Linked DNA regions of Homo sapiens: region 2 is linked to region 1. The links are chromatin loops, found by intact Hi-C in ENCODE. Cell type or tissue: natural killer cell. All regions are shown on one strand. Links, peaks and the distances in the headings refer to the core of each region. The heading gives the core; the rest is flanking DNA. Region 1 overlaps SERPINE2 (serpin family E member 2). Region 2 has its middle 33 kb from the start of FAM124B.

What was found. A loop is a pair of places that touch in the nucleus more often than their neighbours do. Peaks named below come from ENCODE experiments on the same cell type or tissue, not always from the same donor. Only the 100,000 strongest peaks of a DNase experiment are listed, where the experiment ranks them.
Region 2: a loop joins it to region 1, with 4 times the contacts of the local background. A loop is called at or near these places in 18 of 110 quality-filtered maps.

The regions. Positions count from the first base shown.
Region 1 is chr2:223,991,440-223,996,820 of GRCh38, forward strand. It overlaps SERPINE2 (serpin family E member 2), which reads right to left. Exons shown (of 9, transcript NM_001136528.2): 4 at 364-561. Among named protein-coding and RNA genes, the nearest start is that of MRPL44, 37 kb to the left of the region's middle. In natural killer cell, for the core only: CTCF peaks have their summits at 2,387 (motif pointing right) and 2,586; a DNase peak (open chromatin) is centred at 2,372.
Region 2 is chr2:224,366,103-224,371,483 of GRCh38, forward strand. No RefSeq gene overlaps it. Among named protein-coding and RNA genes, the nearest start is that of FAM124B, 33 kb to the right of the region's middle. In natural killer cell, for the core only: CTCF peaks have their summits at 3,143 (motif pointing left) and 3,344; a DNase peak (open chromatin) is centred at 3,089.

The sequences.
Region 1 (5,381 bases), core at 290-5,289:
TTAATTTGGTAATGTAAGACTGCTAATGAGTTGCTGTGTTTAATGCTCACTTATACTCATTTCATGAATTGTCCTTTCATCTTTAAGTTTTCAACCAAAAAGCCTACTACACACGCCATGCATTAATACTTTTTGTACATAACTTATGCATATATTATGCATATTATGCTATGCATGGTAACTTTTGTACATAACACAGATTTACATGAGCTTTATAAAAATCCTGCCTCTCAGCACCCTGCTCTGTTCCCCAGTTTTTTAAAAGATGAAAAGTTAGATTTGCTCTGGAATTAAGTTAAAGCACTCAAGGGCCTTTCTGCCGCCAGCACATCCTAGAACAGGCTTCGCTGAGCATGAACTCACCACACCGGAACACGGAGAGCTGGGCCAGCATTGGCACTTGATAGGATTTCCCGTCGGCTGCCACGAAAGTGCGTTTCTTTGTGTTCTCGGGTTGGAACCGTGATTTCCACAGACCCTTGAAATACACTGCGTTGACGAGGACCAGTCTGGTGAGCACACCATCAATAAGATCTGGGGACAGCAGATTGTCAATCATATCTGTGAAGCCAAAGAACAAACAAGGGAAAAATAACCTCAGGACTGGTGGCCGGCTTGAGGGCAAATGGCAGCTGTCATCAGGTAGACTGAAAAATCAAAGGATTTTTAAGGAGTGTTAAAGAGAATCTTCTTAAACTACCCTTTTGTACTTTCTAGGTTCCCCTCCCCCACTAAATATTAAAGTTAAAAAGAAGTTAAAAGAGAAACAGAAAAGACTTTAGAAACCCCTAGCTAGGGGTTACAAAACTTTTCATCAAGAAATTCTTTTATTATCAATTCCCTGCAAGTCCAGGCTTTAAAAAAATCTTACTCATCCAAATAAGCTACATTTGATAATGAATTATTTCTTCTTCTTCTTTTCTTTTTTTTGCCAATAAATGACTGATAGTAAGGGTTTCTGGTCAGTACAAGATAAACAATTTTGTTTTGTTTTGCTCCACTTGGTTTAATTCAATCCCAGTCAAAAATAAACACTTCAGCCTGTATGTTATTAAGGGTGAATGCTTCATTTCTCTTAAGATTTTAGAAACATCAAACATTATTTTGGAATCTCTGGGTATCACAAGGCCTCCTAACTGCTTAAAGAAGAAAGGAAACAAAAAATCAGTGTCTTTGTTTATGGGTCAGGCATCAAGCAAGGTGCTAATATTAGAGACAACAGAAGAGAGGATTTTGAATGTTCCCACCATAAAGAAATGAGAAACGTTTGAGGTAACTGAAATGTTAATTACTCTAATTTGATCATTACACATTGTATACATGTATCAAAGCATTACCACTGTACCCCATATATGTACAATTATTATGGGTCAATGAAAAATAAAATAAAGCCCAGGCACAGTGGCTTATGTCTGTAATCCCAGCACTTTGGGAGGCCGAGGAGGAAGGATCACTTGAGGCTAGAAGTTTGAGACCAGCCTGGGAAACATAGCTAGACCCCATCTCTAGAAAAAATAAAAATTAAAAACATATTAGCCAGCTGGGTATGGTGGCATGCACCTGTAATCCCAGCTACTTGGGAGGCTGAGGTGGGAGGGTCGCCCGAGCCCAGGAGTTCGAGGCTGTGTTGAGCTATGACTGCACCACTGCACTCCAGCCTGGGTGACAGAATGAGACCCTGTCTCTAAAAAAAATAAGATAAAATAAATCTTTAAAAAGACAGAAAAAATTAAGGTCTGTCCTAGAACTCCTAATTTTGAAGGAAAATGCTCTTTACAAGACGTTGGGAATGGTCCGTCTTACTTGTATCAGGAGTGAAGGAGTGAACACAATTCTTCTCATTTCAGGATGCTTCCAAAATGCTACCCGTGGCTGAAAGAGCCTTCCAAAATGCTACCTGTGGCTGAAGGTTTGGTCTTCCAGTTAGCTTCCTTTTATTATACAGTTATTATACAGTTAGCTTCACAATTATTCTGAGGTCTTTGAAGGTTCAGTTGTGTGTGTGTCTGTATGTATGTGTGTTTTTAAATAGGGATCAGTAATGCCCAAAGCTATTAAAACTTAGTTCACTGCATTATTAGCTCAAATATATGTGTGTGTGTGTGTGTGTGTGTGTGTGTATGTGTGTATGTGTATAAATACATAATATAAATACAAGTTATACTACTTTAAATGGTGAGAGTAAAACCAACAGCTTTTGAAGAAGCAAGAATATCTAATTCAGGGGTGAGAGTATTAAGTCCTTTTAAATGAAACTCAAGAGGATTCTGATGTACAGTAAACAAGTGTTTACATAAATCATGATAAATAAACACTGAAGTTTCCCACAGCGTGCTGCTAAGACAGTTCCATCACCACTCACTACTTCCACAAGGGGGCACTAACGCCACCTTAAGTCAGGACAAAGAAGGAAAATATCTAAGCCATAAACAGACATCATTCAACTCAACACAAAGCTGGCTGCAAACAGACTGTCCTGTGGGAGCGAAGTTAGAACTTTATGCCATCCCACTAGCAAGCTCATAATTGACTTCCTAATAGTGAATGTTGTTTCTTGCCTCTGCTGGGAACATTACCCAGTTCAATTCCTACTTGCCTTTAAGACATAGCTCAATGGTCCCCTGGACTTCTAAATCTTCTCTGATCATCCTCGCCACCTCCTAAGAGATGTCTCTGCTCCCGATTTCTGTAAAGCCCAATGCCTGGCCCCACCATGACACCTGCAGTATTTTATTCTAGCCAATTTTAATGTGTCTGTCTCCCTCAGCTACACTGAGACCTGCATGAGACTCTGCCATTCACTTTTTGCTTACTCCTAGCACTACATGGAGCATACAGGCAGTGCTCAATAACTGTCTGTAGAAATGTCCTTAGCCCCTTTTTACAGAGACAAATAATGCCTCCAACTGCCCCTGGGAGGACTAAGATATAATAAGGGGACATGAAGAAATAAAAAGAAAATGCATAGTTTAGAGGCAAAGAGGCACATGGAAACCTGCCATCAGTAACTGCCACAGACATGCATCTATCATCCGTCCGTCCATCCATCCATCCATCCTTGGATACCTACCTGCCTACCATGTGCCTGGTACTCTCTTAAATAAGAAACCAAGAAGGAAATCTGGTCTCAAAAACTACGAATGAGAGAGAGGTGCAGGCTGACATAAAATAACTTGGAAAAGTATACAGCTGCAATTTAAATAAATATCTGGAAGTGGAATTACTCAAGGCTATGGAGGGCTAAGAAGGTGACCTGACCTAGTTGGTGAGGTCTGAGATGGACAGTACCTCAGAAATGGCTATAAAAATAGCTCACACTGGTTGAACATTTACTAAGTGCAGAGTCCTTTGCTAAATGCTTTCTATGTATTATTCACATCCTCACACCAGCCTTAATTGTTGTTAGAATTATTTGAATAGGTATCACTATTACATCTCTCCATTTTACAGACGAGAATGCTGATGCAAAGCAAGCTTAAATAACTTGCCCAAGGTTATACAGGTAGTATGTGGCAGAACCGAGATTCAAACTCAGAATGTGTGCTTTTAATGTTCATGCCTGCCACTCATGGTATGGTACAGAAATGAGTTGGCCTTAACCAGGGAAGAGGGAGAGAAGGCAGCAGGAGTGTATGTGTGCGGTTCTCCAACAGGAGACAGGATGGTGGGTAAGGGGACTAGGAAGAGGCCTGTGTGGCTGGAACATAGAGTACAAGGATGAGTGAGTCTGCAGAGGTCAACAGGCCAGACCCATCCCTGATGGGTCTCCTCCTGCAAAAGGCCTGCGCGTTGGGCTCTCCCACTCTCTGTAGGGAAGGAACTATCATTTCCGTGAGACAGACCCAGCAACCTTCCAGACACAAACAGTTGAGCTCCAAGTCACTTCTGAGCTCTACCATGTGGTCATGTACCTTTCAGTGGGGGCAGTTCACCCCCAGGTAAAGGCAGTTTGGAATTTGGCAGGGATGTTTTTAATTGAGTGGGCAGTGGCCAGAAATGCTATCTGTCCTGCAATGTTCAAAACAGTCCCACCCAATGAAGAATTGTGCTGCTTCTCCCGTGGCTTTTCAATACCCCACCGGATCTCTGCATTGGTAGGACACCTACTTATAATTATCTGAGCCCAGAACCTCGTTCTTTTTCGTGTGTAAACACAGGGTGTTTTGGGTTTTTTGTTTTTGTTTTTGTTTTTGTTTTTGCATCCTTTTCATGTATGCTGAATTTGCCAGGAATGTGAGTCCCACGCAAATCAAGCAGAGCCTGTGCTTTGTTTTGTTCAGAAATTTATCAAAAGTCTTGCACCGTTTCAGAAAAAATTGCATCAGCAATAGTTAACACAGCTCATGTTTATGAGTCACCAGGACAACATGCCTGTCTCTGTCTGCTTTTGTAGCTGTCAATTCACAATTATTCTGAGACTCTGACTACTTTATTACGTATTTGAGTGTAGTTGTACCCAAGGGTTTACCTATTGAACTACATATATACATTTCTTTTGTTTTCCTTTGTATTACAGTTTGGCACTGTCTCAAATTTTTAAAAATTTGTGTGTGTGCATAGAGTAATATGATGTATGAATTTCATTTCAGAATAGTAAAGAGAGTATTAAAAATATTTGTTACAAACGGAGGAGCTGGGGCTGACAGGGCTGCAAAGTGCTGCAGGAGTCTCCATGCTTCTTCCCAGCACACGTGGGGGTTTTCTCCAGGTGCTCTGAAGACTGTCACATGGTCTAACTAATGTGGTTTAATATTGCCATTCTACAGATCAAGGCAGCGGCTAAGAGGACAAAATGACATGTCACAGTCACACAGCCTCCAGCCACAGAGTCAGGACCAAGAACCAGTCCTGAGGGCGTCTGCTTCTGACCACTCTTCACAAGCCTACAGATGCCAGACACCTGGAGACTCCACTGAACACCCTCATGTGTGCTGACCTCCCGATGGTTTATGGTTTTAGGAAGGGCGCCCAGACTGCATGGTCCAGGCCCCACTGAGAAGGGACGCCACGAATTTACCCAAGTCACCTGGGGTCTCCTCCACCCTCCCTGGAGCCTTCTTTGTCCACCTCTTCACTAGTTCTGCTAATGGGTCTCCAACATCTGGGTGTGTAAGAATGGTGATGGGAGGCAGAGGCAGACTGGGAGTTGCCAGCCACTCCCTCGGCGATTCCAATGCAGTGGGCTGGGCTCCAGGGATCTGCCTTCTCAACACATAGCCCAGATAATTCTGATGCAGGGACACCAGTAACCACACTTTTAAGAAACATAGCCTGAAAGGCGACAGTTTCCCTAGGTTTTGTCTTTGGGCTTCTTCTTCCTATTGACTCTCTCCCTTCTATGAAAAAAGGCTCTATAGCCAGGCACAGGGGCTCATGCCTAT
Region 2 (5,381 bases), core at 212-5,211, 370 kb after region 1:
GTTTCAGACTGATGAGGCAGCGGCTTAGGTGGTAGAACATGGTAATTATGATTTTTTAAACGACTAGATGGAAGGCAGTCAAAAACAAATTTTAGTCTCTTACTTTTCAATTTGTTAGAACCACTTTACTGTCCATATGAAGGCTTCTTTTCACGCCTCAATTGTTCTGGGCCAATTTAAGAAAATTAAAAATTTGGCAAAGGGATTGACTTGAAAAAGAAGGGTTAGAGTAAAAACATACTTAAAGGCTGTGGCCACACGTGGTTCAAGGCTTGGCAGCTTACCCTGTAATTTGATATGAGAAAAATATTGGGAGGAATGGGAGAAAGCCAAAATTATTTACAGCTGGAATCCAAATAAAATCAAACCTATGCAATGTGTGGGCTGTATTTATACTTGTCTTTATCTATTATTAATAACCAAGTCAGCGTGTAGCATAATACTTGGCACACAATTTTATTGCTCTGAATTATGGGGCAGAAATGATTGCCTGGAATTATGAAAAACAGGCCTCAGGGAGCGCATATTAAAACCAGGGATCTATACATATGTACATACATACCCAACACTGACACAATAGGTTAAGAGCAGCACCAAATTTATGGATAAAGTGCTAAGGGGCCACAGTCCAAGGAAACCCAATCTTTCATTCTTTCTTTCCCTTGTTCAGGCACTGTTTTATGTCCTATGGATACAGTTATGGAGATGACAGACAGATCCTAGCTCTGATGGAGTGAAAGACAGAGGAGAGTTGGGTGGGGAGAGAGAGAAAGAGAGCAAGCAGTGGAGTGGGCAAAGGGAGGGTGACACGTAATACAAATAAATGACTGAACCAGAAAAGATTATATAAGTGCTCTGTTGTAAGTTGATGGTAGCCCCCCAAAAGGTTATGTTCACACCCTAACCCCCAGAACCTGTGAATGTGATCTTATTTGGAAAAAGAGTTTTTGCAGATGTTATTAAATTAAGGATCTTGAGATGAGTTCATCCTGGATTATCTGAGTGAGCCCTAAACCAAATGATAAGTGTCCTTATAAGAGACACAGAGAAGACACAAAGAAAAGAAGGCGATGTGAAGACAGGGGCAGAGATTGAAGCTAGGAAAGGCCTGAAGCCTCCAAAAGTTGGAAGAGACAGGGAAGTCTCTCTTTGGGTTCCATGAAGGCAAGTGGGCCTGACAGCACCTTAATTTTGGACTTCTGGCCTCCAGAACTATGACAGAATAACTTTAACTTTCTGCTGTTTTAAGCCATGAAGTTTATGGTCATTTGTTACAACAGCCCTAGAAAACTAATACAGGTTCTAAAGGAAACAAAACAGACTGAGGGTCACTGTATGCTGGGGGATCTCACAAGGTCAAAAGACATTGAAACATAAGCAAAGCCCACATCCAAGGACCCTGATGTGGCTTGGCTGTGTCCCCACCCAAATCTCATCTCAAATTGTAATCCCTATAATCCCCATGTGTGGAAGGAGGGACCCAGTGGGAGGTGATTGGATCATGGGGGTGAGTTCCCCCAGGCTGTTCTCCTGATAGTGAGTGAGTTCTCACAAGAGCTGATGGTTTCATAAGGGTCTAGCATTTCCCGTTTGCACTTCTGTCTCCTGCCACCATGTAAAGAAGGTCCTTGCTTCCCCTTCGCCTTCCGCCATGATTGTAAGTTTCCTGAGGCTTCCCCAGCCGTGTGGAACTGTGAGTCAATTAAACTTCCTTTGTTTATAAATTACCCAGTCTCAAGTATTTCTTTATTGTAGTGTGAAATGAACTAATACAGACCCCCTCACGGGGACATGAAAAGGGCCTTCCTCTCTTATTGCCAGGTACAGTTTTGGCCAGAAATGGACGCCTGCTTTTGCTGTCTCCTCTCACTTCTGTCCCTTTCCTGCACAGGGTCCTTCCCTGTCGCTCTGTGGGGCTGGCTTCCTCCCTCCGGTCCCCTCATCCTTCATTCCAACAAATGGACCCAGAGCCACGGCCCCACCAATCAGAGAGCCCTGCCACACAGACCACCCAATTGGCCCAGGAATGGGTGTGTGACTCGGGCCAGGCCAATCAGCGTTCTCCCTGTGGATTTTCTCCTGGAGCTCTCTGAAAAGACAAAGTCTTCCCACTCCAGGGCCGAGCTGATGGGATGTGGCTCTGGGGCTGTGATCCCCTGACAACAGTCTTTTTAGCTACATGACCAATAACTTTCCTTCTCTCCCTTTTTGTTTAAGTAATCCATTCTCAGTCACTCTTGCTTATAAATCAAAGGGCCCTACACTAATTTGAGGCTCTGTCCTGGTAACCTAGGCCAGACCACACGTGGCCTGCAGGATTTGTTTTGTGTAGCCTGGACAAAAGTTAACAGGAGGACCTACTTCTCCAAAGGGACCCTGCCTCCATCTTTGTGTCCCCTCCTGCTTCCTTCTTAGCCTGCTAAAGGAGTAGGAGCTGGGCACCTTACTGTCAAAGCCATGGAAGAGGAGAAAGGAGCAAACCAAAAGGAAAAGAGTAAAAGAATCAAAGCCAACAGAACATCCAGACCATCAATTTCTTAACATTGTGCCCCAATTTTGTACCTGGCCTCAACCCAATCAGTGTTGCACCTGTATCAGCCTCCATTATTTGCTGTAAGAGCAGAACTGATTCTGGCTGATTCAGGCTGACAATGAATTTATCAGAAGGCTGGAGAACTGGGCTCAGAAAACTCACGAGAACTGTGGCAGAATCACAACCAAAATCAGGCCACAGAACCAGGTGGGTCCAAAGGCTCCGCCGCCCCCACGGTCAAAGACTAGACATCGCTTCTTCCTTTGACCAGAGCAATGCTGACCACGTCCTCTTCCCACCCAAAAGAAATCCGCCGCATTCTTGAGTGTGAACATCAAAACTCCAGGTGAGACTAGCTGACTGTCCAAGTGTAAGTCATAAGCCCAAGTCACGGGAGATGGGGATGGGACATCTTTCAGGTGAGCTCTGCCTCCCACCAAGACTCCTATGGGGGAACTTTCTAAGCATTAATTAACTTTTAAATATCTACCATGTCTTCTCTTGGGGTGAAGCAGAGGGGGGAAAAAAGGGTTTGGCGATTCGGCCACAGTAATTTACATAGTGTTACAACAGTGCCCTCTAGTGACAGACTTTTGATAGGGTGAAAAGCAAGGTAAATAAGATACACATCCCATAAAAAATCCTGCTGAAATTCAGTCCTGCTTAATTCTGTGAATTAGATCATTGCACAAAGCAAGAGAAGATTCCCAAATGCAACTGCAATCCCGTGAGAGGACATAAAGGAACCATGACTTTTAATGGGTGTTAGCTTGAATTAACCACCGTCAGTGCCCGCAGGAACTCAAACAGCCCTATACAATGAGAATGACAGCATCATTTCTGCTGTGACCCTTGAGAATCGCTTGACCGAAGAGAAAAGCTGCTCCTTAGAAGCCCCCACATCCCCAGATCCCCTCATTTGAGCTGCACTCAGGGCTCCTGCAGTGATTCTGGCTGGTGGAGCCCTGTGAAGCCTGAACAAGCTCTAGGATCTGGCTCACAGGACATGACTGTGGGACCAACAGAGGAGGCCCAAACCTTGGGGGTGAGCTTCAGATAGAGCACAACAGCACAAACCATGAAAGACATGTGCAGTGATGCTTGTACACTAATAAGGACGAGATGAGGAAGAAGCCACTGCTGCTGTAATAGCTCTGCAGCCAACAGGCAAACTAGGAAAAGTACATACCTGAGAAAAGCAGAGAGGGCTCTCTGGAGTGGGCCCAGAACTTGGGATACAAACATGAATGATATAGTTCATGTCTGCTATGGTCTGAATGTTCCCCCCCACCACCCAGAATTCATATGTTGAAGCCTAGCCCCCAGTACGATGATATTTTGAGGTGGGACCTTTGGGAGGTGATTGGGCCATGAGTGTGGAGTCCTCATAATGGAAGTAGTGCCTTTAATAGAAGAGGCACCAGGGAACTAGCTCTCTCTGTCTCCCTCCACCACATGACGACACAGTGAGAATGTGGCCATTTGCAGGCCAAGAAGAAAGTCCCCATCAGAACTGGACCATACTGGCAGCCTAAATGCAGATGTCCAGCCTCCAGAACCATAAGAAATAAATTGCTGCCCAGTCTATGGTTTTCTGTGATAGCAGCCTGATATAGTTTGGCTGTATCCCTATGCAAATCTCACCTTGAATTTTGGGTCCTATAATTCACATGTGGGAGGGTCCTGGTGGGAGGTGATTGAATCATGGGAGTGAGTCTTTCCCCTGCTGTTTGCGAATATTTAATAAGTGTCACGAGATCTGATGATTTTATAAAGGGGAGTTCCCTTACACAAGCTCTCTTGCCTGCCACCATGTAAGACGTGATTTTGCTCCTCATTCACCTTCCATTATGATTATGAGACCTTCCCAGCCATGTGGAACTGTAAGTCCATTAAACTTCTTTTCTCTATAAATTACCCAGTCTCAGGTATGTCTTTACTAGCAGCGTGAAAACAGACTAATACACAACCCAAACTCACTAAGACTATATCTTACTTTCTGGCTTCCAGAGAATGGAAGCCTCTTCCACATTCCTATTCCTTGCTGTGCATTTGTTGAACAAATTATTTGTAAAAGCAGCTACTCTGGTCCTGACATTGCGCTAGGGCTTGGGTGCCAGGGTTGTTTTAATAACGTGTCAGCTGGTCAAGCCCCTGCAGCAGGGATTTTAACTTGAAACTCCATGACAACAAGGAGTCCACCAGGCAGGTCTGGGCAGAAAGCTCCAGGCAGATGGAACAAGTGGGGCATGCTTGAGGAGCAGAAAGGAAACCAGGGTGACGCCAGTTTTGTGTGTGCACAGTGTGGAGGCAGCGTGGACCGCGTGAAGCTCAGGTCACTCTTCTTGCCCCCCTCTTCCTAATAGATTGAAGCCAGGCTGTTAGGCTAGTGGTCAGAGACACAGACACTAGCCTGACAGCCTCGCTTCCAATCCTAACTGTGCCCATGACTCATTGCACAGTCCAGGATTAGGCTCTAGACCTCTCTGTGCCTCAATTTTCTCAACTGTAAAGTTCGGATCATCACAGCACCTACCCCACAGGACTTTTGTGAAGACCAAAATGTTCAAGAGAGTGCCTCGCATGTGGGAAGTGCCAGATAGCTCTGTCATCAGTATCAACTCTAATTCAGTATTATTGTCTCTCCTTAGAATTATTATCCTCAATATAAACAGACACTTTTCAAAAGAAAACATACATGCGGCCAACAATCATATGAAAAAAAGTTCGACATCACTGATCATTAGAGAAATGCAAATCAAAACTGCGATGAGATACCATCTCACACAAGTCAGAATGGCTATCATTAAAAAGTTAAAAAATAACAGATGCTGGTGAGGTTGTGGAG